Linked DNA regions of Mus musculus: all the other regions are linked to region 5. A link is a loop called in an ENCODE intact Hi-C map of the cell type or tissue named here. Cell type or tissue: heart. All regions are shown on one strand. Each heading gives the region's core, and the rest is flanking DNA. Links, peaks and the distances in the headings are about the cores only.

Evidence for each region. Hi-C counts contacts between places; a loop is a spot of excess contacts. Peaks named below come from ENCODE experiments on the same cell type or tissue, not always from the same donor. Only the 100,000 strongest peaks of a DNase experiment are listed, where the experiment ranks them.
Region 1: a loop joins it to region 5, with 2.0 times the contacts of the local background. A loop is called at or near these places in 3 of 42 quality-filtered maps.
Region 2: a loop joins it to region 5, with 5 times the contacts of the local background. A loop is called at or near these places in 4 of 42 quality-filtered maps.
Region 3: a loop joins it to region 5, with 5 times the contacts of the local background. A loop is called at or near these places in 3 of 42 quality-filtered maps.
Region 4: a loop joins it to region 5, with 5 times the contacts of the local background. A loop is called at or near these places in 10 of 42 quality-filtered maps.

The regions. Positions count from the first base shown.
Region 1 is chr4:133,183,702-133,189,490 of GRCm38, reverse strand. Wasf2 (WAS protein family, member 2) reads right to left here. Exons shown (of 9, transcript NM_153423.6): 3 at 4,388-4,522; 4 at 3,739-3,892; 5 at 296-413. Among named protein-coding and RNA genes, the nearest start is that of Mir7017, 9.1 kb to the left of the region's middle. In heart, for the core only: a CTCF peak has its summit at 2,416 (motif pointing right); DNase peaks (open chromatin) are centred at 3,350 and 4,010; H3K27ac peaks cover 2,179 bases.
Region 2 is chr4:133,114,993-133,120,781 of GRCm38, reverse strand. No RefSeq gene overlaps it. Among named protein-coding and RNA genes, the nearest start is that of n-TGgcc1, 3.3 kb to the right of the region's middle. In heart, for the core only: a CTCF peak has its summit at 3,106; DNase peaks (open chromatin) are centred at 2,611, 3,031, 3,501, 3,861 and 1 weaker place; H3K4me3 peaks cover 829 bases; H3K27ac peaks cover 3,652 bases.
Region 3 is chr4:133,131,096-133,136,884 of GRCm38, reverse strand. The region is part of intron 1 of Wasf2 (WAS protein family, member 2); the gene reads right to left. Among named protein-coding and RNA genes, the nearest start is that of Wasf2, 3.4 kb to the right of the region's middle. In heart, for the core only: a CTCF peak has its summit at 3,310 (motif pointing left); a DNase peak (open chromatin) is centred at 4,644; H3K4me3 peaks cover 1,069 bases; H3K27ac peaks cover 1,068 bases.
Region 4 is chr4:132,943,072-132,948,860 of GRCm38, reverse strand. It overlaps Gm36518 (a long non-coding RNA gene), which reads left to right. Exons shown (of 5, transcript XR_881471.1): 5 at 218-439. Among named protein-coding and RNA genes, the nearest start is that of Gm36518, 15 kb to the left of the region's middle. In heart, for the core only: a CTCF peak has its summit at 3,160 (motif pointing left); DNase peaks (open chromatin) are centred at 1,810, 2,270, 2,500 and 3,160; H3K4me3 peaks cover 1,029 bases; H3K27ac peaks cover 4,287 bases.
Region 5 is chr4:133,053,674-133,059,462 of GRCm38, reverse strand. Ahdc1 (AT hook, DNA binding motif, containing 1) reads right to left here. Exons shown (of 7, transcript NM_146155.3): 3 at 4,260-4,450. Among named protein-coding and RNA genes, the nearest start is that of Gm26615, 27 kb to the left of the region's middle. In heart, for the core only: a CTCF peak has its summit at 2,681 (motif pointing right); DNase peaks (open chromatin) are centred at 462, 1,462, 3,062, 3,732 and 1 weaker place; H3K4me3 peaks cover 2,238 bases; H3K27ac peaks cover 3,850 bases.

The DNA.
Region 1 (5,789 bases), core at 463-5,462, 130 kb before region 5:
GGCTAGCTGGGTGTCCCGCAGAGTCGGGTGCAGATTGCAAGAAAAATAACTGGTGAACAGAAAAGCCCACTTCTAAAGCTCAGCTCAAATATTCTCAGTTATTACACAGTGCCGGGAACATACATATTTTTGGTGTGATTTATACTTTCATCTTGGTGGTATTTGGTGTGGACACATTCTTTTGCACCCGAGCAAGCGGTCACTTGGAATGACTTCACATAAGACCCGCTTCCTTTTTATCCCTCCTCTACAACGGGGCCTACTGATGTATAGCACAGAGGTCCCTTCCCCTCACCCTATGCTTTCTCTTCTCTTTCATGATATCCTTGGTGTCCTGCAGCATCTTCTCCTTCCAAAGATCAAAGAAGTATGAGGGGTTGGTGTAGAATTTGAGTGCCTCTTTTCCATCGTCCCTGGGATAAAAATGAAGACGAGTAGCTGTCAGTAGAGAGATGAGCTCCCAACCAAACCCAATATCCCAACACCAACCACTTAGCAGTTTTTAAGGAGTCAGGACACCTTCGAATCAATTGTATGTTTCAGCTTCCACACCAGATTCTCAATGGCCCTAACTCCTTACAAACCTTGGCCATATCTTCAGTTCTCATGCAGGAATCTACATGGTCAGGGGCAAGAACAGGCTAGATTGGCCAGAATTCTGATTATTTCTAATCACCTGCACAGTTGACTCTGACAGAGATATCTAAATACTGTCTATCTCTAAGGAGACTTCTGCTGTTGGTTCCTCTTCCCTATCCATTCCCCAGGACTCTGTAGAAAGCACTAAGGTCTTTTGTTTTTGTTTTTTTTTGTTTTGTTTTCTGGTTTTTCGGGACAGGGTTTCTCTGTATAGCCCTGGCTGTCCTGGAACTCACTTTGTAGACCAGGCTGGCCTCGAACTCAGAAATCCGCCTGCCTCTGCCTCCCGAGTATGCCACCATGCCCTGCTGGTCTTTTCTAAGATTTTATTATTATACACAAGTATACTGTAGCTGACTTCTGATACACCAGAAGAGGGTGTCAGATCTCATTATTGGGTGGTTGTGAGCCACCATGTGGGTGCTGGCATTTGAACTCAGGACCTTCGGAAGAGCAGTTATTGCACTTACCTGCTGAGCCATCTCACCAGCCCCAGGTCTTTTCTACCTAAGTGTCTCTGTGTACAGTTGCTCTTCTCCACACAGATACAAGAGAGCAGCTACTTCCTGCTCCCTTGTTCAGTATTACTGCAAGGAGACCCACTGACACAAACGGCCAGCTGTTTTAAAACCACAAGGTCCATCGGGAGGCAGGGGCTGGCCACAAATCTCTGAGTTCAAGGCAATGGTGTGTGTGTGTGGGGGGGAGACAGAGACAGACAGAGACAGGACAGCCATGACTACATAAAGAAACTCTGTCTCAGAGCTGGGCGTGGTGGCCCACACCTTTAATCCCAGTACTCGGGAGGCAGAGGCAGGCGGATTTCTGAGTTCCAGGCCAGCCAGGTGTACAAAGTGAGTCCCAGGACTGCCAGAGCTACACAGAGAAACCCTGTCTCAGAAAAAACAAAAACAAAAAAAGAAACTCTGTCTCAAACAACAAAAGACCACAAGGTCTTAGTGGGTATGGCAATACATAGGACAGAGTGAGCTACTGAGTAACAACTATTTGCCATACTCCATGGGCCTGACTAGAATCTTCTACTTTGGTGTGGTGAAACTTCCACTGTTCAGAAAGTATGTGCTTTAGGGGGCAGGAAGCCAGGCGTGGCAGTGCATGTCTGTAGTCCTGGCACTGAGAAGCAGAGAGAAGCATCAGAGGTTCAAGGCCAGCCTACACTATGTGGAGAGAATGGATCACAAAAAAAGAACTATACACGGGGCTGGAGAGATGGCTCAGTGGGTAAGATCACCGACTGGCCTTCCGAAGGTCCTGAGTTCAAATTCCAACAACCACATGGTGGCTCACAACCAACCATAATGACATCTGACGCCCTCTTCTGAAGACAGCTACAGCGTACTTAGATATAATAATAAATAAATCTTAAAAAAAAAAAAAACTACACACAAAACATTTAAAAGGATGGTCTTAAGACAGCCTGGTGTATATATAAGCTCTAGGACACCCAGAACTACATAGAGAGACCCAATCTTTCTTTACACATACACACACACACACACACACACACACACACACACACACACACACACAGTGAATCAACCAACCAACCAACCAACCAAAACTTCTGAAAGACAATTCTACCCCTTGCCTTTCAAACTCCAAGGGCACATCTATATCAACCACCACCACTGAGGGCACAGGTGTCTAGACCAACCGTTTTTAGTTCCTTTTAAAACATGCTTTAGATTTATTTTATTTTTATTTAATGTGTGTGTATGCGTGTCTCTGTGCACATATGTGGGTGCCCATAAAGGCCAGAAGGGGGTGTAAGAGCACACGCAGCTAGAGTTACTGACGGTTGTGAGTTTCTGCTCTAAGTGCTGGGAGCTGAACTTGCAGTAGCAGCAGATGTTCTTACGGGTTGAACTGTCTCTCCAGGCCCTGACAGCAACATGTTTATAGTAACCACTGCTTGTTTCTGTTAGGCCAAGTCCAGATAACTGAGAGGAAGGAGATACTAATTCTGGCAGTATTAGTATCAAAAAAAAAAAATAATACAGTTTCCAGAAAGATGAAACATCTCAATATTATTTGTCAATCCTATCCCACCATACAAACACTGTCTCATATCGTTTTCAGTACTATGAGGTATGTCAACCCTTTCTATCACACACTATCCCCAAACTCAATCAGACTAAAGAGTGACAGCCCTGGGGCAAGCAAGACTCCATATCCTTTACTAGGACCAAGGGCAGATATTCTTCTTGATCTCTGTGAGACGCTACCAAGCTCCTATTTGGGGCTCGAGGGACAGACCAGTGTCCTTGAATTCAAGAGGTACACACACACACACACACACACACACACACACACACACACACACTCTGCTTTTCAGTGTACCCATGCCTGACCGCCAGCACCCACGTCTAGCTACCTGTAACTACTTTTTATGGATACAAGCAAGATAAATATTCCCTTTCTACTTCTGCTCAGTTGGTCTGTTCAAGATGACATTAGCAAATCGCCAGAGGGGAGGACTCTAGGTTGTCTTTAAACCTACCATCTTCCTTTCCCATGTCTACCTACACCAGGGCTGGTCCTTACAGAAGAAACCATCCAAAGGGTGTTCAAAATGAAGGGACCGGCACTCACGTGGAAGGACACCAATACTCCCCACACTGTGATCCCCCCCTCCCCAGCAGCCAGTATGAGGCTGGTCCCATTAACTTGCCCAAACATCTGGTAATTTAGAGTTTTCTGAGAAAGTGGAAAGCCGGTTAGAATGTGGCCCCTGGGAATCCGTGTGCAGGACTGCCTGCTAACAAGTCCTCTTGCTTCTGTAATAACTAAATTCCTTGGATGGAATCCAGATGGACTTACTTTTCCCAAGTTAAACTTTGCAGCATCAATGGTACAGCAAACTTTCAGTACATAGGAGACGCGGCATGTCCGTCAGAGACCAGACAAGAATGAGCTAACGGTCTCTGCTGGGGTGGGCAGGGAGTTCAACAGTATTCTCTCTCTGATACAGATATTATCTTTAGAGATTTTAGACAATGCAGTTTTTAATCACACACACAGAGAGAGAGAGAGAGAGAGAGAGAGAGAGAGAGAGAGAGAGAGCGAGCGCACGGTTACCTGTAAGGACTGAGATTGTTAAGAGGGGGAGGAGCGTCACAGCTGTTATAGGTCTCTAAGACGGGCACCGGGAGAGAGTTCCTGTCAAAGAGCTTCTGGTCTTGGGTGGTAGAACTTCTGAAGGCCTTCCGAGTGTTGATTCCTTGTAGTGACACTGAGAGAAGGAAGATGGAAGGCGTTAGAAAATGGACGGCAGGCTATTTGAGCAAACACTGAGTCACACCGTCGGAGACGCCTCAGCTGCTGCCTTTCTTGGCAGCCAGGTTTTTTTTCCCTTCCCCCTCTGGGGAAGCCCCACGAGGCTGTCAGCAGCCCAGCCATTTCATGACTGAACAGATGAAGCAACACAAAGGTTTACTATGTGGCCAGATCTTGCAGGCCTCTCCATGGGTGAAATGAGTCTTCCAAGTACTTTTATGGTAGCAAAATACCACTGAGGGAAAGGAAACGTGAGAACAAGGGGACTGGGGGGATGGCAGTGTGCTGTGTGGTAAAGGGAAAAAGGTTTCTTTACACCACCTAGGCTTATGTCGCTTCCAAGTAGACGTATATCAGTCTCTCTGATCTCTCCTCTTGCTTTGTAACAAACCAGGGCAGGATTCTGAGGCACTCCTCGGCAGAGCCTGCAGCTCTGGCTAAGCCTCCTTACCTTCTTCTTCCTTGGGATCCAGCTGAGTGACTTTAACTTGTACTCGGTCAACCCGCTCAGCAAGGGAGTTTACTCGGGAGGCAAAGGCACTTGCCTGAGTACAAATCTCTCCGAAAATGTCCTCTGCATACTTACCTAGAAAGGGCAAACAGAGCAAGTCACTAGTGCACAGGAGTGAGAGGAACCAGCCCAAAGACTAAAGAGTATATCGTACCCCAAACACACACACACACATGCTTGTTCTTGGAGAAAGAGACAGTTTCCATAGCCTGGTCACTCTGTGCTTATATAGTCCATAACTAATAGAACCTCTTTGGCAAATTCTGAACAAACATGAAATTAAAAGCAGGTTCAACAAAATCGAAAGGTGCAATGTCAACAAGTTAGTCCCGGAAAAGCAGCCAGTGTATGCAAACATTTGTCCTTGGCTCTCACCCTCCTGTTCTGTAAAGCACCTTGTAAAACGGCTCTGAGAGCAGCCTGAAAGTTAGAGCAACAACTAGGCGTCCATGCTTAATACACTAAATTACGTCCTCAGTTGAATTTCAAAAGCCCACTGAAAACCAAGATGTGGGTATCTCTAAGGGGCCTGAATTTTCCCACCCCACACAGAGATGCCAAATTTCTTCTAAGGGTGAAAAGGTCACCTTACATTCTCTAACCCACAGCTTTCAAAGTCTTTGCTCCAGGTTACAATCCTTCAAATCCACACCCCAGGGAACAAGCGAAAAGCTGAGATATTCAAGCCCTCCCTGAAAAACAAGACACCACTGGTCTTTTTCCACAAGGTCTCACTTTTTAGAATAAGAAAAGAGTTCTGTACTTTCAACCCTGAATGCAAGGAGAATTTGTAGCCAAAGAAACCGCCATGTGGAATAAATACCTCCACACTGTTATTCTGAGCCGCAAGGGATGGGAGAGGTATGAGGAGTAAGTCTCCACACCTCGGATGCTCACGCACAAAGGGAAGGCAGCCGTAAACGACTGCCCAACCTGACGAGAGTTTGAGACCTAGTTAAAGTAAGGTCTCATTTTTTTTTCCTTTAGCTTCTAAGCTTAGTACATATTTAAGGGGGAATTAGGCTAACCTAGCCTGGAAGGGCAAAACCACACCCTCGGGGTAAACTGCAGTTAACTTGTGCACTGGGAGCTCCTGGTGCATTTAATAAATCAAGGAGGAGCTCCCAATTCTGCATACTGCACGCTTCCATGCAGCAACAGTCAAGAGGCATTCCTGAGCTCAAAGGACTCAGAGGCCAACATGCTGCGTCCCTGCTCTGCTGCAGGCAGAAGGTCCTGTTTGATATGTTGATAATACAGCAGTGCTCCTGCTCCACCAGGTAAAGAAAAATTGTGTTTGGAAACAAAAGCAAAGAAATAACGCAGGATTATGCATGGGAAA
Region 2 (5,789 bases), core at 216-5,215, 62 kb before region 5:
ACTTAACCAGCAAGCAACCCTAGCAAACCGTTCGTCCTGCTTCCATCTCATTTCTTTAGCAAAAGGGACAACAACCAATCCCTGGCTCTTTGGGCTTTGGTAAGAACTAAGGAAGATGGCAGATTAAACAACAACAACAAAAAAAGTCTGATGTGACTGTGACCAAAAGGCTCAAGGAAGAGATAATAGTGACAGCAGTTGACATGATGCCCATATGTACCTGGCTCTGCTCAATGCCTTGAGGAGAGGAGAGAGATCTGTCTGTCTGTCCTGACTCTGTTCCCTTGGCAAAAACATGTTATGTTTTTTTCCTCCTGCCTTCAGAATCCTGCATGCACCTGAGGTGTATAGCCCAGAGCCATAGCATGGACAAAGCACTTAGCCCCAGCAAGACCTGAATTCACTCCCCAGCACCCATCCTCTGCCCCCTCCCCCCACCCAAAAAAGCCCAAATCCTGAACTTGACCTCCTTTCCCAGTCTCTTCATTTAATAAGCATAGATTGCTGTCTGCTCCTGTAGAGGCTTCTGCAGGGCACCCGTGACCCAGGATCAATCTAGCCAGCCTCTGTCTGAGAGTGTCTCTTAATGAGAAAGAAGCCATACCGAAGAACCAAAGAAAGCCTTGGGAGTGGGCTCAGTAGCTTATGCTATAGTGCTATAATTCCTTCACTGGGGGGGGGGGGGGGAAGGGGGGAGGCAGGGGGAGGGGGCAGGGATGAAGGCAGGAAGATTAAGAGTTCAAGGTCATCCTCCTCTTTACATAGCACGTTTGAGACCATCCTGGGCTACCTGGAACCTGTATTAGAAGCAAGAAGAGACAATTCAATGGTTGCCAGGTAGCTGGCAAATCCGAGGAACTGAGTTTGATCCCTAAGCTCATCGTGGTGGGAGGAGAGAAATGATTCCTGCAAGTTAGCTCCTGATCTCCAGACACACACACACACACACACATTCTAAATAGGCAACAGAGTGGAGAATGCCTGCACTTCTAGCAGGTTCGAGGCCATCTGAGGCCTAGCGGTCATGGCTGAAGCAGGAGGATTGCAAATTCAAGGACAAGCAACAGAGTGAGTTCACACTACCCTAGTCAATTTAATGAAACTTTCTCTTAAAATACAAAGTAAAAAGGGTGTGTATGGGGTGGGGTCACTCAGTGGTAGAGTTTGCTTAGCCTACCTGAGTCCCCCAGTACATGCACGCGCGTGCGCGCGCGCACACACACACACACACACACACAGAGAGAGAGAGAAAGAGAGAGAGAGAGAGAGAGAGAGAAGTCGCCTTGCTTTGATGGTAATCTCTGTGCACTCCTTGGGTAATGGGAGAGCCATAAGCAAGTAAAAGAGTATACAGGCAGAGGGAATCGCATGGGCAGAAGTCTAGGGGCAAGAGAGAAATGGTTTTCTGGGGAAAAGAAAGCCTCTACAGGGCTGATGCCTAGAGAGGCAGAGATGGAGGCTTGTGTTGGTGAGAGTGCAGGGCACGCACTCGTGGAAGGTTGCTCTTTGCTTTTGTTTTGAGTTACATGAATTTATCATAAATGGGAGGGGCCCATAGCCTTCCAGCAAGTGGGAGTTGAACTCGGTCATCAGGCTTGGCAGCAAGCAGCCTTATCCACTGTGCCAGATCCAAGGTCTGAGCTGGCCTGAATTGTTTTTTTGTTTTGTTTTGTTTTGTTTTGTTTTGTTTTTGAGAAAGGGGTATTACTAGTATAGCCCTGGCTGGGCTATATAGTAGAGGCTGACCTTGAACTCTGGACAGTCCCACTCCCATGGCTTCCTGAATGCTGGGATTATATGCATGCACCACCTTCCTCATTGGCACCAAAGGCCTTTAATGGGGGTACGCCATTGCCAAATGGCCCTTTGCAAGATTTCTCTGAATATCTGGGGAGGATCTATTTATGGTTTGCATTCATTCATTCAAGACACGCATAAGGCACAGAAGCAGATGTGGGAACCCCACATAATTAAAGCGTCCTCAGCTGGAGCAAAGGGTAGGGCATTGGCTGCCATCGTGCTGAGGCTTCCGAAGAGCGAAGACTTAGAATATGAAAGTAAACGGCGGCCGGGCGGTGGTGGATTAAAGGCGCACGCCTTTAATCCCAGCACTTGGGAGGCAGAGGCAGGCAGATTTCTGAGTTCGAGGCCAGCCTGGTCTACAGAGTGAGTAGTGTCCTGGGACAGCCAGGGCTACACAGAGAAACCCTGTCTCAAACAAAACAAAACAAAACAAAACAAAACAAAAACAAAAAAGTAAATGGCTCTCACCAAAAAGAAGGAGAGAGGAGGGGGGGGGAGAAGGAGGAGGGGGAGGAGGAGGAGGGGGAGGAGGAGCAGGAGCAGGAGCAGACAAGTCCTGTACAAGGCAACAGCAGTGATAGGAACATATAGGTGATGGCCCTGGGGGAACTGGCAGTGGAGAGACCAGTGAGTGATTCATAGAGAAACAACTGACGGCAGGAAGAGGAAGGATGGGCTGGGCTAGGGTGAGCAATGCAGATCCTGTAACCTCTGGTCTGGAGAAAATGGCCAAGTGGGCAGGGCCATGAGATCTCCCACCAGCCCCCTCTGCAGCTCCCACATGTTCTCAGCCCTGCTGAGCCCCTGCAGGTTCCAAAAGACACGCGGACCCCAGAAAGAGAAGGAGGTGGCAAGGATGAGGGCGGGCAGGCGGGCAGGCGGGCGGGGGACAGGTCTAGGCCTCTTGCTGGAGCCGAGCCTTCTTTCCAGGGCCTAGAGCCAACAGGCTGGCTGGGAAGGCAGAGGTTGCAGGCAAGGATTAAGGAGCCGGTTGATTTTCTACCCAAACCAGAGCTCTCTCTCTCTCTCTCTCTCTTTCTCTCTCTCTCTCTTTGAGGTCCCCCAACCCCTCCTCTTTTTTTTTTTAAAGAAGAATGTTCCTGTACACGCACCCAGAGGCTTTTGCAGAGCTGGGAAAGCAAGCCAAGAAGCAAAAGGGAGGAAGAAGACCACGCCTCGCCTGGCAGATTCCTAATGGCCCAGGAGACCAGGGCTTTGCAGGGGGAAGCTGCTGCGGGGGTGGGGGCTGGCTCCAGCGGGAGGGGAGGGAAGGGCAGGCAGAAGGACAGCCACTTGCTGGCCAGTGACCTTGGGTGGGATGCTGCTTGTCTCCCGGCTGGTGTGGATGGAGGAGGAAGGCAGGGACAAGGCTGGCCGGCTGAGGTCACAGGAAGGCCCCTTCTTGCTTGAAACGTGATCTCGGGATATGGAGCCTGCCAACCTGCCCCCAGACCCTGGGCCAGCAAGGATGAAAGGCTGTCTGTCTCCTGCTTCCAGACACCACCACCAATAGCAACCCCCACCAATTGCCCCCCCTGCCCCCCCTCCCAAAAAAAAAAACCAGGCCCAAGAACTCCAACTTGGAGATCGACAAAGCTGCTGCAGCTGGCTGGAGCCAGTTGTTGGACTCCCACCCCACTTATATCATCCCACCCTCCCTTCCTTCAGTTTGGTGGACCCAGAGAGGGCTAATGACCTGCATGAGGTCACACAGCAAGTTGGAGAAGCTGAGCCAAGACTCACCACAAAGTCTGGACTCCAACTCCAGACTTCCTCTTCTTTCCCAGAAGTCCCACTGCTGGGAGGTTTATCCTGGGGACTTGGGGCGGGGTGGGGGTGGGGGGTGGGAATCTAGGGCCAGGAAGGACAGTTCAGAGCTGTATCTGTTTGAAGTCACAGCACAACTTAATGTGGACTAAAGTTCCTTGGTTTTGTTTTGTTTTCTTTTGTTTTGGTTTAAGACCAGAAGAGAATTCCAGGCCCCTGCTGAAGCCTGGACTTGCCCCACTGCCAGGGGAAGGAATGTGGTCCTGGCCACCACAGCTGCTGGTGGTCATCTGCAGCTCCAGCTTGCGCCTTTCTCATCCCAGCAGGCCCTGGGACAAAGGCCTCTCTTCTCAGGCCTGTTTCTTCCAGCCCCCTAAGCCACCACCTCACAGACAGACCTGCTAAGTCACTGTGCAATCTGGCCCTTAGTGTCTTTTCTGTAAAATGGGGCAGTGTGTCTCTCTAACCCACTTCCCTGCCTTGAGGTTCAAAGAGGCAAAGTAGCAGAAACCCTGATCGCTCAGCCCCCCTCCCCCAGCCCTCCCCCATCCCTCCCCCATCCTACCTCCTCTCTGTCCCTCTAGCACTAGACTTATGACCTCCTGCTTTCCCTAGCAGCGGAGCCCAGGCTAGCCTAGGTCAGCTGACTATCACTCTAGGAAGCCTGTCCTTCCCTCCAGTCCCTATGGGCTTCATTGGAATATTTATCACTGTCGAACTGAAACGGTTAAAGTGTGTTGTGGGATCTGTCTCCTTCCTGAAAAGGAAACAATGACAGCTAACACTCCACTCTAGCCATATAGGTGCCATTAACGTCCCCATCTTACAGATGACAAAAAGAACCCAAAAGGTCCCATCACTCGCCTTAAGTCATAGTAAGCTGAAGGTCGAGCCAGGACTCACCGCAAGTCGGCTGCAAAGCCAGACTTCCAATCCATACCCGAGGCTGTAAGCAGTGTACCGCTAATGATGTCTCCCCAGCTCCCAGCCCAGCAGCCAGCATCCACTCAGTGATCCATTAAGGTGGCTGAATGCATACACAAATGGCTGAGGGATGCACATGAACGTCTGGAGAATAAAGCATCTTGTTGGGTAAGCTAGGCAGGTGGCGGGCGAGTGAGGGTCCCCACTCTGAACTACTGCAAAGAACAATTACCACATTCTTTCCGCAGTATGGAAGCCACCAGGGACACCACCTTTCACTCCTCCCCCCATTTCATCTGCAAGAGCCAACTGGTCCCCACTGGAACCCCAATGTTTGCTTGGTGTCTCCCCAGTGTACCCCTTCCTCTCCACCTCTTAATAAGCACAGGCTGGCCACGTGTAGCAGAAGGAGGGTGACCTAGAACCTTCCTCCTCCAGACACATCCAAAGTGCAGCAATTAAGCTCCATCCGGCCCAGATCTTTTTATTCCTAGAGGCATGTGTGTTTGGAGAGAGAGAGAGAGAGAGGAGAGAGTTGGAGGGGTGAGTATGGGTCCATACGGGTCCATACCTACGGGGTCAAGCCTTTATCCCTTAGCCCTAAGTACATTTACCTGGGAAAACATCTCATCTGCCTCAGGCACTGCTCTTTCTCTTGAATTTTTTTTTCCTTTGTTTTATTTTGTTTTTGATTTGTGCGTGTGTTTAAATTTTTCCGGTGCCGCTTGCTCCAGCCCCGCTTGCTCCAGCCCTGCTCCGGCCATATTTATTTCATATATGTGGGTACATGGTCGCTGTCTTCAGACACACCAGAAGAGGGCATCAGATCCCATTACAGATGGTTGTGAGCCACCATGTGGTTGCTGGGAACTGAACTCAGGACCTCTGGAAGAGCAGTCGGTGCTCTTAACTGCTGAACCATCTGACCAGCACCTCTATTAGATTTTTGTACCAAGTTCCTCCCAGATTGTCTTTCTCTAAAACGCACCTCTAAACTGGGCATAGTGGCCCATTCCTTTTATCCCATCACTTGGGAGGCAGAGGGGCAGAAGGCTCTCTGCAAGTTCCTGGTCTACATAGTAAATTTCAAGACAGCCAGAGATTCACAATGAAATCCTGTCTTGAGACACACACACACCTCAAAATAAAATAAATAAATGAAGTGCACTTCTGAAAATAGACAGATGTCTCAGTCACCTCTTCAGCCACACCCCTTGAATGGCTCTTCAGTGCTCTCTGGGTAAAACTGTACTTCTCACCAAAGCAACCCTGCTACCCATGACCTGGCCTCACCT
Region 3 (5,789 bases), core at 328-5,327, 78 kb before region 5:
GTAACCCCAGCACTCAAAATCTAGTCAACAGGCAAGTGTTGTTTTTGGAGACAGGGTTCCTCTGTGGCACTGGCTATCCTGAAACTCACTTTGTAGACCAGGTTGTCCCTGAACTCAGAGATCCATTTGCCTCTGCCTCCCGAGTATTAGGATTAAAAGTGTGTGCCACCACTGCCAGGTCTGAACCATCTTTTATCATACTCAACTCATGTTACTGCCAGCACAAAACTCACCAAAAAATATTATCAAGCAGTTACAATGTAATCTATCAATAATATATCAATAGGCTCAACAAGTAAAAACTTCACAACCTGACAACCTTGAGTTCAACCCCTGGATACCAGATGAAAGGAGAGAACTGACCCCCAAAGTAGTCCTCTGACCTCCACACACCTTCTGTGGCACACATGCATCGATTGCATCTCTCTCAATCTCTCTCTCTCTCTCTCTCTCTCTCTCTCTCTCTCACACACACACACACACACACACACTAAATGACAGATAATTTATTTGCCTTTATTTATATGCATTGGTGTTTTGCCTGCATGCATGGCTATGTGAAGGAGTCAGATCTTGGAGTTACAGACAGTTGTGAACTGCCATGTAGTGCTGGGGTTGAACCCAGGTCCTCTGGGAAGAGCAGTCAGTGCTCTCAAACACTGAACTAGAAAGATAAACAATTATATTTATATATATATATATATGTGAGTACACTGTCATTCTGTTTAGACACATAGAAGAGGGCATCAGGTCCCATTACAGATGGTTGTGAGCCACCATGTGGTTGCTGGGAATTGAACTCAGGACCTCTGGAAGAGCAGTCAGTGCTCCCAACCACTGAGTCATCTCTCCAGACTAAGATAAACAATTCTTAACCTGATTATGTATTGACATCAGAGCTCCTATGCCACTTAATAAGCACATTTTTCATGAAAAATCCTGATATGACCAGTTTGAAGCTCTGATCTTTAGGGATTACAAACACAAAAGAAATATAAGACACAGTTAAGTTGGCTTGAGTTTGTGGTGGTGGTGTTTGTTTGTTTGTTTTTCAAGACAGGGTTTCTCTGTGTAGCCCTGGCTGTCCTGGTACCCACGCTGTAGACCAGGCTGGCCTTGAACTCCCAAATGCTAAGATGATTTACACAGAATCACAAGCATATCTTAGCATGTAACATGCTAGTTCACTATTTTACAATTACTTTCAATAGTATCAGCCCTTATGAAATGGAAGAAAGTGGGTAGTCTAGATAAGACTCACTCCTATTCCCTAGTCCAATCCCACAACTACTCCACCTCCAGCTTCCAGTCACCATTCCACACCCTCTCTACATCCCCGTCAAAGTGCTGTTAACAGACGCCATGGTGCCCTTCAAATCGGAGGATGAACTGAATGAAGGCTTCAAACACAATGGTCCCATAGTCTGTGGAACAAAGTTCTTAAAATCTATGCTGTCCTGAGGTTTCTTACAAAGAGAAGAAATCCTTCATTGTCAAACAATGTACTTCATTCTATGGTAGAGGTAGCTCAGAAGAACTAAGACTACACATCATATGACTGAAGATGAGCTTAGTTGGTAGAGCACTTGCCTAGCGGGCATTGAGGTCCTGGCTTCGATCCGTAGCACCACAAAACCTGGGTATAATGGCCCAAGCCTGTTGGGAGATGGTTTTGTGCACTGTGTAAAGGTCTTTGTGTTATCCACATGCTGATCTCTGTACCCCAGAGAGTGGAATATGTCCAGACTTTGGTAATGTTACTTTTGTGGATCATCACCTGTCTCAGTGTTTTGTAAACATTCTTTCTTCTCCATCACCTCCTGATTGGTTTAATAAAGAGCTGATCAGACAACTAGCTGAGAGAAGAGAATAGGGAGACTTCCAATCCCGGTCAGGGGGTCCCAGAGAGTGAAGAAGAAAGGAAAGTGCCAAAAACAAATAAGGAGTCACCGTGAGGTCACACGGACCAGAGCAAGCCAGGGCAAGCCATGGATTGAAGGTAAAGGGACACATGGATGGGAATGGACAGCATTGGAAGGTTAGGATAGCTCAGAACCTTCCCAGCTTAGGCTTGTAGCTTGTTAATAAAAATACCAGGTCTCAGGCTGGAGAGATGGCTCAGTGGTTAAGAACACCAACTGCTCTTCCAGAGGTCCTGAGTTCAATTCCCAGCAACCACATGGTGGCTCACCAACCATCTGTAATGAGATCTGATGCCCTCTTCTGGTGTGTCTGAAGACAGCTACAGTGTACTCATATAAATAAAAGAAATTAAAAAAAAAAAAAAAAAAAAAAGCTGGGCGTGATGGTACACGCCTTTAATCCCAGCACTCAGGAGGCAGAGGCAGGCGGATTTCTGAGTTCGAGGCCAGCCTGGTCTACAAAGTGAGTTCCAGGACAGCCAGGGCTATACAGAGAGATCCTGTCTCGGGAAAAACAAAACAAAACGAAACAAACAAACAAAAAACAGGTTTCTGTGTCTTTATTTGGGAGCTAAAAGAGGCTAGAGCAATGTAGAAACGCCCTGTGTTTATTTGGGAAAAGTGGCATAGAAAATCCACCAAGAATTATTTTTAGACAAGTCTCTAAACCCAGAACTAGAAGTGGAGGTACAAGAATCAAGAGTTCAAGGTCAGGGGCTGAAGAAATAGCAGTTAGTAGCACTAGACGTTCCTTCCTCTAGAGGACCTCGGTTCAGTTCCCAGCACCCAGACAGCAGCTCAACTGTTTGCAGCTCCAGTTCCCGGGTATCCATGTCACCAGGCACAAACATATGCATGCAAACAAAACACCCAAACACAGAAATCTTTTTAAAATAAAACCAACAAACAAAAAAGACGTCAAATTCATCCTCAGCTGCATAGCTAAGTCCAGGCAAGCCTGTACTACTAGAAACCTTGTCTCAAAACACCAAGAAAAACAGAAAGGAAAAAAGAAACAATTTGACCCAGATTCCATCTCCTAGTGATTATCCCACGTTACACTAAGCATCACCCTGAAGGAAAATCAGCTCTAAAGTCCTGCAAACAGGGGGCTGGCAAGATGGCTCAGCCGGTAATAGCACTGACTGCTCTTCCGAAGGTTCTGAGTTCAAATCCCAGCAACCACCTGGTGACTCACAACCACCCGTAATGAAATTTGATGGCCTCTTCTGGCACATCTGAAGACACCTACAGTGTACTTATGTATAATAGTAATTTAAAAAAATCTTTAAGGGCTGGTGAGATGGCTCAGCAGGTAAGAGCACCCGACTGCTCTTCCAAAGGTCCTGAGTTCAAATCCCAGCAACTGTAATGAGATCTGACTCCCTCTTCTGGTATGTCTGAAGACAGCTACAGTGTACTTACATATAATAAATAAATAAATCTTTTAAAAAAAAACTGTATTCATTTAAAAAAATCTTTAAAAAAAAAAAGTCCTACAAACACCAATCTTTGAGTTTACAGAAAATAAAGACCAAACAACCTACAAATTATTATTTATAAATGTGGGGGGAGGACAGAGAGGGTGGTGATGTAATTCAGCTGGAAAGAGTGTCTGCTTAGCAGAACCATAAACAGAAAAAGGTGGGGGTGGGGGTCATTGTACTTTTATCAAAACAAGTACAGAGAGAGTGCTAAAAGGCATACTTCGGAATCTGAGAGAAAACGCCCACTGACTACATTTTAATTAAAGTAAAAGTTTTACATCACAGGAAAAAAAGTTTTCTACACAACACTATTTTCAGACACTGAAATCAACTTTGCTGTACAATATTTACTGTATATCTTGCTTGCATGTATGCATGTGCAGTGTGCATGTGCAGGCTGCCTGACATCAGAAGTGGAAATCAGATCCTCTGGAACTAAAGTCACACACATTCACACAAAGCCAAATGCTCATACAGACAATTAAAGGTAAAATAAAATATATTTTTTTAAAAAGACACAAGGGGCTGAGGAGATGGCTCAGCAGGTAAGAGCACTTGTTGCTCTGGCAGAGGACATAAGTCACTACATAAGTTGTGTGATTCACAACCATTTAAAAAAAAAAAAACCTTAAATGTCAAAAACCAAGTGGAGTATGCTAATGCTTGATGCCTATAATCCCAACATTTGGGAGTCTGACACAGGAAAATACTGGGATCAAGGTAAGCCTGAGTTACATAGGAAGACCCAGACTCATAAATAAATAAATAAATAAATAAATAAATAAATAAATAAATAAATAAATAAATAGCAACATTAAAAAGAAAATGACAACATGGATATAATTAAATGGGCAAACATATTTTTCAAGTGCTGGTGGCTTTGCACCCTCTAGTAGGAAAGTCAGATTATGTTAAAACCCAGAGTTTGTAATCACAGTTAAAACTCAGACAAAGCCTGGGAAGTATGATGGGGACAACGAACCAACAGTGATGACTCAATAAAGAGTCCCTTAATCGTTTACTCTGGAAGATTTAAGACCTAAAGTTACTTCATTCTATATTCTAAAATCTAGAAGACCGTTCTCAAAGTCCAGCCAACTCAACTGCCTTTTTCTGGGCAAGCGGTGCCTCCCACATGGCCCGGGACAGTCCTTACAGCTCCCTGACAGGAAGCAGGCTTGCAAGTCCTTTCCTTCCTTCCTCTAGCTGCTGCTTTTCTGGTTTTAGAATTTCAAACAAAGAAAATACATATTGGCTCCACAGCTCAGAAACGCCCTCTTTCTCAGCAACTTCCTCCTCGGATTTCCCTCCCTAACACTGGCACATGAGAACAATACCCACAGCTGGACCTGCTATTTTGATTAACCCAAAGCTCTGGCGGTTTGGAAAACTTAAGGGCTAAGGTACCCAGCTACTCCTACTCAAAGTCCACTGCCTTTACTCATCTGCAAGATAAGGAAAGAACAAAGAAAGAAAGGCTACACTTGAACACAGGCAGGCCATTGAAACTTTAGCCCCAAGGAACCCAAAGAAATTATACAACAGATGGATAAATTCTCCCTCCCAATAAAATGTAGCCTTTGTACAGAGGAGAGAAAGACACTCTGATGACACCACCTGGAGTCAAAACTCATGTCTCTATACAACAAATATTGGTGACACCTGCCTGGGACTCAAACGGAATCCTCTGCTGTCCTGACACACTTCGAAGTGATTTTTAACACTCAGAAATGGCCCTTCCTTAGTCACAAAGCAAGAAAAGGAGATGGGCTTATAATTAATAATCCTGAGCTTAAGACCTAGCCTGTCTCCACACCAAAAGTGAAATCAACTCTCCAGGCTAGACCCCTCCCTCCATTTATGACAAAGCAAACTTTGTAAGAGAACACTAACTTATCCCTGCGCGCCCGGTGCTTCCCAGAGGAAACACCCTCACTTTGGTAAGTGCCACACGTTCCGGTGTCACCCTGAGCAAGTTACTTCTCTGAAACCTACTTGACTTCCTCACCAGTAAACTTACAAGGACAGCTGGAAAAACTAAACAAGCACTTATACCTAAGGTTTGGCACATAGTAGGACAACCATTAACATTTTCCTTGGCTTTCTTCCTCTTCAGTGCTGGGCTTAAACGCCAAGGGTAACCCCTGATCTCTGAATCTATGAACATTTCCTCATCTCAAAGGACCACAGGACTTAGCCCTTCCCTGTCACGATCTGGGTAGCACCCATGCATTGGTACCAGTGGCCCGTAAGCCAAGGCTCCTTTCTGTAGGGCTCATTCTGTGCACATGTGCGCGTGCTCACACACTCCTCCACAATGTCCCTACCCCCAGCCTAGCAGCCAGGGTCCCCAAAGAGCACCTCAATTACTTTATGGTCC
Region 4 (5,789 bases), core at 575-5,574, 110 kb after region 5:
TCTCACTGAACCTGGCTAACCCAGTTGGCCATCAAGCCCCGGGGATTCCATGTCTGCTTTCCCAACCCTGGAGTTGCAGGTACAGAGTGTCACACTGGGCTGTTGTACGTGGGTCTAGAAGATCAAACTCATCGTCAGTCTTATGCTTGTGTGGCAAGCACTTTACTGACTTCAGTCATCGCCTAGCTCTGGCTTTTGTTTTTCTTTTATTTGTTAGGACACAAGGTTGCACTGCATGACCCAGTCTGACTTCAAACTCTGAATCCTGAGGTCCTCTGTGAACCCTGAGCACTGGGCTTGCAGGGGTGTCCCATGACATCACCTACATCTTTCTACCAAGAATAGACACTGGGGGGCTGGAAGGACGATGGCTCAGCGGTTAACAGCACTGACTGCTCTTCTGGTGTGTCTGAATATAGCTATGGTGTGTAAGTGTACTCATATAAATAAAAATAAGTAAATCTTTAAAAAAAATAGACACAGGGGACCTACTAGGAGGACCTTACAAGTGTCTTCCATGCTTGAGGGTGGCCAGCTAGATGACAGGGAAAGCATATGGGTGAATGTGAATAGATCTGCGTTATATACAAAGTATATACTAGGACTGAGGTCATAGCTCGCCAGTAGCAGGCCTGTCTAGCGTTTCATTCCCTGAACTATAATACAACAGCAACAACAATACTTAGAAGACATGGTCTATAGGCTGAACGGTTGATGGTGGGTGAGGCAGGTGGGTAGTCAGAGGACATTACAGTTGCCTGGCATGGCAGTGGAAATCAGACAGGACTTATGGAGCCCCTTCAGTTTCAAGGAACTGTTCTAGGCTTTCTGGGAGCAAATGCTGCTTATCTGCCTTAGGAAAGCTGATTAACCTCTCTGTGCTTTGGTGGAACGCCCAAGAATACCCCGGAGGACTGCTGTGAGGGTTAACATGTGCAGGAAGCTGGATGTGAGGACTGGGAGATCAGTTCTGAGGTGAGAGACTGATAGTCACGGCTGGTGCTCAGGCCTGCTTCTTAGTGTCACCAGGGCTCCTATTTCCTTACTGGTCTTTTCCTCCCCTTCCTCTTCCTCTTCTTCTTTTGGAGACAGGATGTCTCTGTGTGTGACACTGACTGTCTTGGAAGTCCCTCTGTAGATCAGGCTGGCTTCAAACTCACAGAGATCCGCCTGCCTCTGCCTCCTAAGTGCTGGGATTAAAAGGCCTGTGCCACCACCGGGCTTCCTTACTTCTTGTGCATAAAAATAGTGATATGGTAAGGCAGTGGTACCAATACCTGTCTGTGCACTATAACCACCTGGACAGTTGCTTTGCTTGTCTTTGTTTTTAATTCCAAAGCCCAAGCTGTACCTGAGACTTATTAGACAGCAACCTCTGTAGTAAGAACAGGTACCAGTATTTTTGATGCCTCCAAGTGGTTCCAGGAAGAGCACTGTGGTAGTGAGAAACAAGGCATGTGGCTTGGGCCCATCTGCCTGAAGGCACCCGTACTTTAAGAGGAGAGGCCTGTAAGAGACACTAGCTTGGGGTGGGAGGTTCAGAGAAGAGACTGTGGACTCCCGGAGGACTGAAAACACTCTCCCCTCTTTCTCTGGGTTAGGATCTGGGGTGCTTCTGGCAGAGGTGGATGCTGAAAGCTGAGCCCCCTGTTGACGCAGAGTTCCTGCTCCGGCAGGTAGGATGGCTCAGTGGGTAAAGACACGGGTGACCAAACCATAGTAGGAGGGAATGAGCTCCTGTGAGCTGTGCTCTGACCTCCAGAGGAGCGAGACAGTGGTGAGGCAGAGGCCCAGACACACACACACACACACACACACACACACAGACTTTGTGACACAGCCGTGTTGTGTCAGGAGTGGCAGCCCCCCTGCTCTCTGCTCAGGAAAGGTTCCAGCAGAGTTCTCTGTCCCTGACCTTGTTAAGGACGCAGGCTTCTCCATAGGTGTGACAGGAGACACAACCCTGGACAAACAAGCTGTATGCCTGTATGCGTAGGGCAAAGGCAGCCAAGTCGCCCAGCTTGGGCTGTGTGGTTATTTGCATGACCAGCCTGGCACTTCCTTGGTGCTGGCTACAGGGACGAGTCAGCTCAGTAAACAGATCCTGTAAGGATTGCGGCAAAGCTTCCATCTGGAATCATTTGTTTGTTCCGATAAAGAACCTCTGGATCTGGATCGAATCGCGTGTCCCGTGTTCTTGTGTCCGGGAGCTCACCAGCCCTCCCCTCCCCTCTCCTCTCCCCGCTCCTCCGCCCCACTCCCACCCCCACAGCCTCTGACAGGGCATTACGTCTTCTGCTTGCACAGTGGGTGCATGCAGTTGGGAACAAGCTGGGGTTTTGAGGCCGAGAACTTGGGGCTGGGTTTCTCTATCTGAGTTTCTGAGGTCAGGCACTGAAACCTGGGTACTTGTGGCTAGGTGCTTGGACTTGCTGTCTGTATGAGCAGACAGACCTGTTCCTGCCCCTGTCTCTTCCGGGTAGCTTCACATTAATGACGCTGTTTGTCCTGCCTGTCTATCTTAGGAGATGGCAGAGGCTGAAAGGCAAGAGAACGCTCTCCCTGGCCTCTTCGCCTGCCTTCCTGGGACCCTTCCCTCTCCTCACCGGGAGGCCTGGGCGTCCTAGTCTTCCACCCCTCCCCCCAGCCATCTGCTTAAAGGACGTGGCTCCTCAGTTCTTCACAGGAAGCCACAGGCCTCTTCTGCTTCAGCAACCTCCGCTGCTGCTGGCCCAGGCCCCTTTCCAGGTCAGCTTAGTAACGCCCGGTTCTCAGCATTTCCCTGTACCGCCAGCCAAGAAGCCTGGGTGGCGGTGGCGTGTTTCTCTCTTTCTCCTCTAAAACCTTATGGCTCTGTCGGGGGGTGGGGGTGGGAGGTGCATAGGCTGTGAACTTGAAGACAGACCTGATGGCAGAGAGGGTCCTGAATTGTGGAACTAGGGGTTTGGGAAGGAGAGCAGGAGGAAGGTCCTTCAGAGACCCTGGGAATGATCACTCCAGCGTCCAGGCTTCCTGCTGCAGAGCAGAAGCCGAGGTCCATTCATTTCAGTCTCGGAAGACTGTGGTGGAGACTGCCCCAGGGAGGGCTTTTAGTAATTGCGGAGCAGCTCAAGGATAATGAGGGCTGATGAAGTCTAGCCCGGGACTACAGTGCCACCTGGTGGTCATGTTCGTACACTGCACCATGAGATTGTGGCGCCAGCCTTAGGAGGGGCTGACTGTTAAAGGGTACCAGGGCCTGGAAGGAAACTCCCTAGATAAAGGGATTTGATGAAAGGTCAGGACTAAGTCAGCTGACATGGTATGCCTGTAGTCAAGTGCTGGAGGAGCCTGCGGCCGAATTGTTGAGCCGAGGAGTTCAAGGGCAGCCTGGTCAGCACAGCAAGAACTTGACTGCAAGGTGCTGGAGAGACGGCTCAGCAGTTGCTGCTCTTCCAGCAGACAGAGTTCCATTTAGTGACTCACAGTGACCTGCAGCTCCAGCTCCGCCCTCTTCCTGCCTCCCTGGCACACACCCATCTTTAAACCTTCAAGCTAAAAACAAAGACACATCCTCTAACGTCCACACTTGGGAATGACACTCTTGGTCTGGATGAGACTCCTTTAGCACCATTTGACAGACGAGAAACCTGAGGACCAGAGATGACCTTGACATTGTCTTACAGCAAGACAGTCAGAAACCGGGGTCTGAATTTATTTTATTCTATTTTATACTTGGGATGGAGCCCAGAGTCACTGAGGTCTAATTTGGGGCTCGTCTTAAGATGTAGCTCCAGAGTAAAAAGCATTCTCTGTTAGTTTCTAGTCACCCCCTTTGTGACCAAACATGGCACTGCCCAGCACCAACCCCACTTTAGTCACCAAAGTTGGCACTACAAGATGGCTTTTCCCCAAAATAAACTCTGCTCTGAAGCAAGAGGATCTGAGAAGGCCAGGGGTTACAGAGCGTGTGCGTTTGCTCAGCAGACACTTTAGAAGAGGAAGCCCAGGGGGCTGGAGAGATGACTTCTTGGTTACAAGAGCTCCCTGGTCTTCCAGGGGACCCGTTAAGTTCCTAGACCTCACATCAGGGAGTTAACAACTGTCTGGAACTATAACTTTTCTAAACCGCACACATGCACACACTTAAAAACAAAATCTCATAACTGGGTAGTAGTGGTATACCCCATTCAATCCCAGCACTCAGGAGGTAGCTAGCATATCTCTTCGAGTTTGAGGCCAGCCTGATCTACAGAGTGAATTTCAGGATAGCCAGGGCTACATAGAGAAAGCTTGTCTCGAAAACCAAAAACAAACAAAACAAAACAAAGCCTTATAAAAAGCCAATCGCATTAGCAGAGGAAACCTCCTGGCTTTAAAGAAAGCAGATTTGGGACCCTAAAAACGCAAGGAACTTGTCAGGCTGCAACCCTGCAGCAGGGCCATGACTCAGTGGTGTGTCTGTCTGAAGGCCACTGCCAGAGACAATTCTAAAAGAGACAGATGTCACGTGGCCCTGCCGCTGCTGTGTGTCATCATGTCGTCTGGTGCTGTGTGAACGTAATAATCAAAACCCGTGAAGACAGACAAGGGTAGGGGTTATCGAAACAAATGGGGGTGAAGAGAAGGCGAACAGGAAGGAAGAGGGGGCCTCGTGGATTCACTCTGAGCTGCAAGTAGGCAGGAAGTAGGTTCCTTGTGCGGTGGGGTCCTTAGCGCCTGGTACAGTGCCTGGCGTGGATTGATCACTCAGTAAATGTCTAGGGGATGAAGGTGAAGAATTAAGCTGCATTCTGAGAGAGCAGTATGCGGCCATCGTCAGGGTAATTCAGCCTGAGGGATTGCTGGGGACTGGGACTCAAAATCCAGCAACCCCAATCAATACTCAGGAGGCCGAGGCAGGAGGAGCATCATGAGTTTGTGGCTAGCCTGGGCTACATAGTAAGACTCTGTCTCAAACACTAATTAATTATGCGGTTGGAGAGATGCCTCAGGGAGTAAGAGCACTCTCTGTGCTTCCAGAGAACCTGGGTTCAGCTCCCAACATCCATACAAAAGCTTATAGCTAGCCATCAGTACTCCAGTTCCGGGGGATCTGACATCCCCTTCTGGCCTCCTTGGCCAGTAGACACACACACACACACACACACACAGTGCACAGACGCACACTCAGGCAAAAACTCCTCCCATATGCATAAATTAAAAAATAAATAAATAAATATTTTTTAATTATTAATTAAGGTATATATATATACATATATGTATATATATTTTAAACTAGACTTGTGGGAGTAGAGCTGTACATCTTTCTTTGATGATGTCCACGGGAATAAATGGATAGGGGCGCCCCAGGACAGAGTAGCCCTAATTAGATGCCAATCTTTGGGAGAAAGGGAGAAGAACTCTGAGCCCCTGGGAGCCATGCCTGGCTGCAAAGTTAGATTTTTGAATTCCCAGGTTGCTCCCTGGTTATTTCCTCCACTCCCTCATGGTGGCGGCGGCTGACATTTACTGACTGCTTGCTGTTTGTCCATACCATGGCCAAGCCTTTCTGTGCTGTGCCTCTGCCTCATGCGTACGTCTGCCAGACATGTTTCTCTGGGGACAAGCCAGTGGTGGCAAACAATTGCCATCTGCAGAGGTGGCCCTGAAACCGAGGCCAGGCTGGAACAAGCAGGGTGGGAAGAGGAGGTGACTCAGGAAAACTGTGAGTTAGCAGAGGCCTCAGGGCAGCTGCCTCCAATCCGTCCTCACTGGTGCTGCCCCGGGGGCTCCAGGTTGCCTAAACCACGGTTCTTTGGGAAGCAGCA
Region 5 (5,789 bases), core at 428-5,427:
AGTTCTAAGCACCACCAAGGAGGGCAAGGCTGACCTGTCTGTTCTGCTCACGGCACCTCTCAACATCTGGAAAGGAATGCAGCCCACAGGAACTGCGTGCAGAACGTTGCAGTCCACATACACAAGCCTCTGCGTCCTCACAGATACCCAGGAGGCACTGTGTGGTTTATTATCCTGGTGCTACAGAGCAGAGAGGCCCAGAGCCCTTGTGAACCTCGCCTGAAGCCACACAGCTGCTCAGAGGCAGAGTTCTCAATTCTTTTAAGGCCAAACCCTCTTTCTCCTCTCAGCTCCTGCAACAATCCTTTAGCCACTTCTGCAAAGGCTCCTTCTAGAGCTGTGGTCTAATTTAAGGCTGGGAGGAACACTGAAATTATCTAAGCCATTGGCTTCTAAACCCTGAGCTCAGGGGAGCGGAGGAGCTGTGTAACACTCCAGATACCCAGGCCCTAGTCCAGGAGGGCCTGACTCACACATCTGAGGGACATCTGGGAAGCTGTCATTTTAATCTGCAACCTCCCCTCCCCCAGTGAGTACCCTGTGCTCTAGTTCCATTTTACAGAAGAAGAAGCTGAAATGGAGAGGTTAGAAGACTTCACTGTTCGTCCATTCAGGCTGGTCTTTATTTCTGTCCACTGCCCCGGGCTGCACCCTTCGCCTCCCCTGCACCTGCTAACTCAAGGCTCTCTCTCATGTCTGGCTGTGGACCTGTACCACTTCTAGCCCAGCTCAGCACTGCCCCTCTCCCTGCCCCCTTCTTCTCTATTTCCCACCCCCCCCCCATGTACACACACGCCTGCACCCCCAAAAGATCTCTCAATGTAACCTGGAACTCTTGTGTGCACCATGATGGCCTAATGGCAGCTGGGCAACCAAGGAGAACCTTGAACTTCTAATCCTCCTGACTCCATCTACCTACTCCACGTACCTAATGGTATATTACCACACCCAGCTTTTGCCATGCTAGAAACTGAACCTAGAGATTTGTGCACAACAGGCAAATACTCTACCAACTTGGCTACATTTCCAGCCCCTACCTTCTTCCTGGGCGTCAAGGTTTTACTCTTAGTCGTGGTTGGTCTGGAAATCACTATGTAGACCACGCTGATCGCACCCTTGCAGCTATCCTCCTGCCTCTCTGCCTGTGCTGAAGACACAAGCATGTACCACTCCACCCAGTGAGCCAGCTGGCACTGCTGTTCTTGAAGAGAGAGCACCTTCAGAGTGTGGAGGCAGCCAGGCAAGGGTATGCATTTGGGAGGCAGAGGCAGAGGCAGGTGGCTCTCTGAGTTACAGCTGAGCTTGGTCTACAGTTCTAGGACAGCCAGGGCTACACAGTAAGAGCCTGCCTCAGAGCACAACTCTAGGAAGTGGCTTGACCTGGCTTTTGGAGATACCTACACCAGGAGTCCCTCTCCTTCCTCACTGAGGGTGGGGCTGGCCAGGCCTTCCTGCCTTAGAGACCTCCCACTTGGGGCCCAAGGGCGTAATCTTGGCAGAAGAGACAAACCTCCTCTGCAGTGGCTGCTTCTGCTCCACCCACCCATGAAGACCTTTGGCCACATCCTCCCGACTGTCCACTGCTCTTTTGCAGCCTTAGGATCTGAGGGAAGCAGTTGGCTCCCTTCCCCACCACACCCCAACAGGCAGCCATTCTCTTGGCGTCTTCTCAAAGGTACCATCTAGCCCAAGTCTGTGAATGAAAAGTCAAAGGGTCCTCTGTCTGCTTGTCTGCTTCTGGGTCAGTGTCTGAGCTTGCCCACAGGGACAGCAGCTGGCTAGGAGGGGGGCCCCAACCTGCAGAGCAGAGTGCCGGGAAGCGCCAGCCCACATCCTTGATCCCCAGCCCCACCCTCCCCCACTGTGGCTGTGACCACCCCACCCCTTCCCCAGCCCTCCTCCCCTCTCACCCACCCCTAACCTCCCCTGGGGAGCCAAGCTGCCAGTCCCAGCTCTCACTTCCGGCCTCATGACCCTCTCTGCAGCCTGCGAGCACTCCCCTCCCATTTCCCTCAGCCCCCTCAGTCTGAAGGCTCCTGGATGTCCTTAAGCTCTTAGCAGTGGGAAACATGGCTGCTCTGAAACCTTCCTCAGGCCCTCTCTTCTCCACGGAGGCGTTACCTCCCAGGACTGCCAGCCCCCTTTCTCTCAGGAATTTCATGTTTCACTCTCTTGGTCTTCCCTTCCTTTTAGCCCCTAGTGCCCACCTAATTCGTAGATCTTCTAGCAAGCAGACACTTGCCCTAGATCCTAAGAAGGACCAGTCACTTGTTTTTTTTTTTTTTTTAAGATTATTTATTTATTACATGTAAGTACACTGTAGCTGTCTTCAGACACACCAGAAGAGGGAGTCAGATCTCGTTAGGGATGGTTGTGAGCCACCATGTGGTTGCTGGGATTTGAACTCTAGACCTTTGGAAGAGCAGTCGGGTGCTCTTACCTGCTGAGCCATCTCACCAGCCCCAGTCACTTGTTTTGCATTTAAATGTGAACACAGAGAGGCTTAGTCATGCCCTTAAGGACACACAGCCATGCCAATCAGCTTTGTTGTCACCTAAGTTTGGTTTTGTTGGGATCCTTTAAGTCAAATTGCTTCATCATCCAAAGATTCAGACTAGCCCTGGCCTCCTCAACTATCTCAACTACCACTTCTAATCTCTTTTCCCCCAGTTTGTTATCAAGATGCACTACCTCCCCTGACCACTAGGTGTCCCCCTGGAGCCACTGATGCCCCAAGGGGAACTGGTCCTGCCCCGCCCCCATCATCTCCCCCAACCCCAGAACAGTACAGCACTGCATACCCCACCCTACCCTATCCTCAGCCACACAGAGCTCCTTTGTACAGCCCCCGCCCACCCTCTTCCTGTCCAGAGTGGGGCACCTGGCAAGCAGGTCTGTTCCTGAACCGCCCCCTGCCAGCCCCTTGCCCCGAGTGCCAGGTGTGTAGGCGCCACTGCCAGCTCTCACTGAACCCGAGGGTCACCTCATTGGCAGCCCTCCCTTCCTCCCTCCGAGGTCACCCAGGGACTGTGCTTTCCGCCCCACTCCACCCCCATTCCCTCCTGCCCTTGGCCCTTCCAGACTCCTGTCCTTGTCTTTCCTTCTGTCTCCCAGAGGACTCCCTCTTCCAGTACCACTAGCACCTCCTCCCACCTCTCTCCCGCCCCCGCCCACATCCCTCCCCAGAGAGAGCCAGTTCGGCCACGCCCCTCACTGCCGACCAGGTCGGAAGAACTCCTCCCCCTGGAAAGTCACTGTTGAAAAGGAAGTGACTTCAGCAGTTTGGCCACAAGGCTGGGCATTGCTGAGCCCAGCGCAGCCCAAGTCCTGCCCAGCCCACCTCCAAAACACAAAGGGAGCCATGTGCACATGCCACCTCACCTTGTGCTCAGAACCCTGAGCACACACAAACCCACCCAAGGGTGTTTGAGTCTTGGTCCACTAGTACCCTGTGTGGTAGACAGCCCAGGATACCCACACCTGCATAGGATCCATAGCCAGCAGTCACCACTACAGCACACATGTGAAGCTCTTAACTATTCCCCCCACATAGGCCACTTATGTAACTCTTGCATACACAACCCTGTGCACTAAGGACAGAGAGCCCCACACACCTGCTTGCACACAGACCCAGCACAGCACATTTACAGCCTCACATCCTCCTGCAGCCCTGCCTCCCCACCCTTCCCATCCCTGGAGGCCCAACCCCCATGCAGACCTCAGGAATGCTCCTTTGGAAGTTGGGTGGGGTTTCCAGCAGGCTAAACTCTAAGGAGCTTCCTGGAGCCTGAGGCTTCATGTGTCAGTTCAGGGAGTTGCCTCTATAGGGCAGGGCAGCCCCACCTGGCCTCTGTGGCTGGGAGCCTGGGTGGGCTAAACCTGGGCCACAAGAAAGATGGGTCCTGCCATGGCCTGCCCTGCGGCCAGCTGCCGGGCATGCAATCACACCTGGACTACCATGGCCTCTCAGCTCTGTAGAGGAGTCCTGGGGAGGTCAGCTGCATATATCAGGCACGCTGGCTTCCACCTCTGCCCTGAATCCTGGTCACCGTCACAACCCATCTCTCCGCCCAGTTCTCCAGGTCATGGAGGCATAGGGAAGAGTCCTCAGGCTAGGAGGCAGGATGCTAAGGGACTCACTGTGCCACATGAGCCTCTATTCCCTTCTCTGGATAATGGGGAGTTCGAATAGGCTAGATTAATGTCTCTCTCTCTGCCTAAGCTAAGAGGCGATCTTTGTTACACTGGCTCACAGTTACCTGCGCAGGCTCTGCAGAGGCTGGACTCAGCAAGAAAGGGCTGTCTCCACCAGCATCAGCTTCTCCAGGGTAGTCTTTGCAGAGGCCTGAGCAGTGCCACTCCCCCGGTCACCTGGGACCCTCGGCACTCACTCAGCTGGCTTGGCTCTGGGGTCCAGGCCGATGGGTAGACAGTCAGGCAACCTCCCCATCTGTAGAAGCAAACACAGCACACCAAAGATAAGCATAGATGGAGCATGGACGGAGGAGTCAGGCAGAGGGCAACTGAGCCAGGTGGGCATGCTCCACAAATACCAGTCCTGATCTGACTTTACCCCACTGCAGAGGCTCAGTACCTACCTACCATCCCACCTTCTTTCTTTGAACTCTTTAAAAATGCAATGACTTGGAATGGAGAGATGGCTCTGTGGTTAAGAGCACTGGCTGCTCTTGCAGGACTCTGGTTCAACTCCCAGCAACCACATGGCAGCTAACAGCTGTCTGTAACTCCTGTTCCAGGAAATCGGACATCCTCACCCAGACATACACGCAGGCAAAGCACCAATAATACGCATGAAATAAAAATAAACGACTTTTAAAGTTACTTTTAAAAAAGACTTAATTATATTTTAAATGTTTTGCACGCCTGGTGCCCACAGATCAGAAGAGGGCGTCAGATCCCCATGGAATTGGAGTTACAAGATGGTGGTAAGCTACCCTGGAGGTACTGTGAATAGAGCCCAGATCCTTGGAAAGAGCAATAAGTGCTCTTAAGCCCTGAGCCACTTCTCCAGCCCCCAGTCCCTGTCTCTTACATCCCAGACTCCTGTTGAGAAGCAGTATCTTTGCAAGTCTAGATACTCACACGTGTGCACAAACAGCACACCAGAGAAAGTGGAGGGAACCTGGCCTTGGCTCAACTCCTTATCCTGTCTACAGCCTATATATTCTTCCCCATTTTCTCACCCCTAAAAATGAGGAGTGACATCTTATGAAGCAGAGAGACAGCTCTGGGGCTGGTAACTGTACAAGTCTGAGTCGCTGTCCCTAGAGGAAGAGGAAGGTGTGCCCACTGCCATGGAGGTGTATGTGGAGCTGGCACCTGCCCAATGCCAGCAGCAACTGGATATAGCTCTTGTTTTTAGATACAGGGTTTGTTTAGGTCCCCCTAACTGTTCTGGAACTCATTCTGCAGACCAGGCTAGCCTAGAGATCCACCTGCCTCTGTCTTCCTAGAGCTAGGCTTTGAAGTGTGCACCACCACCCCGTCTGGTTTCTTTAATAACCATGGCCTACCTTGCCACTCCAGTTTCCTGCCTAGTAGCTGGCCCCATTGTCTGCACTGAGGCCGGGGAGAGTGGGGGAGTTTAAGAACCAAGCATCACAGAAGCTTATAGGTTCTAGTTACTTGGGAATGTGCATTGGTGAGACTCAGTCATCTGTGTAGATACACACATCTGTATGTGGGTTGCTGGGGCTACTCTGCCTGTCAGTGTGCATCTCTGTGTGTCAGTGTGGGCAGCAGCATGCTTAAGACTGTACGTGTGGGAG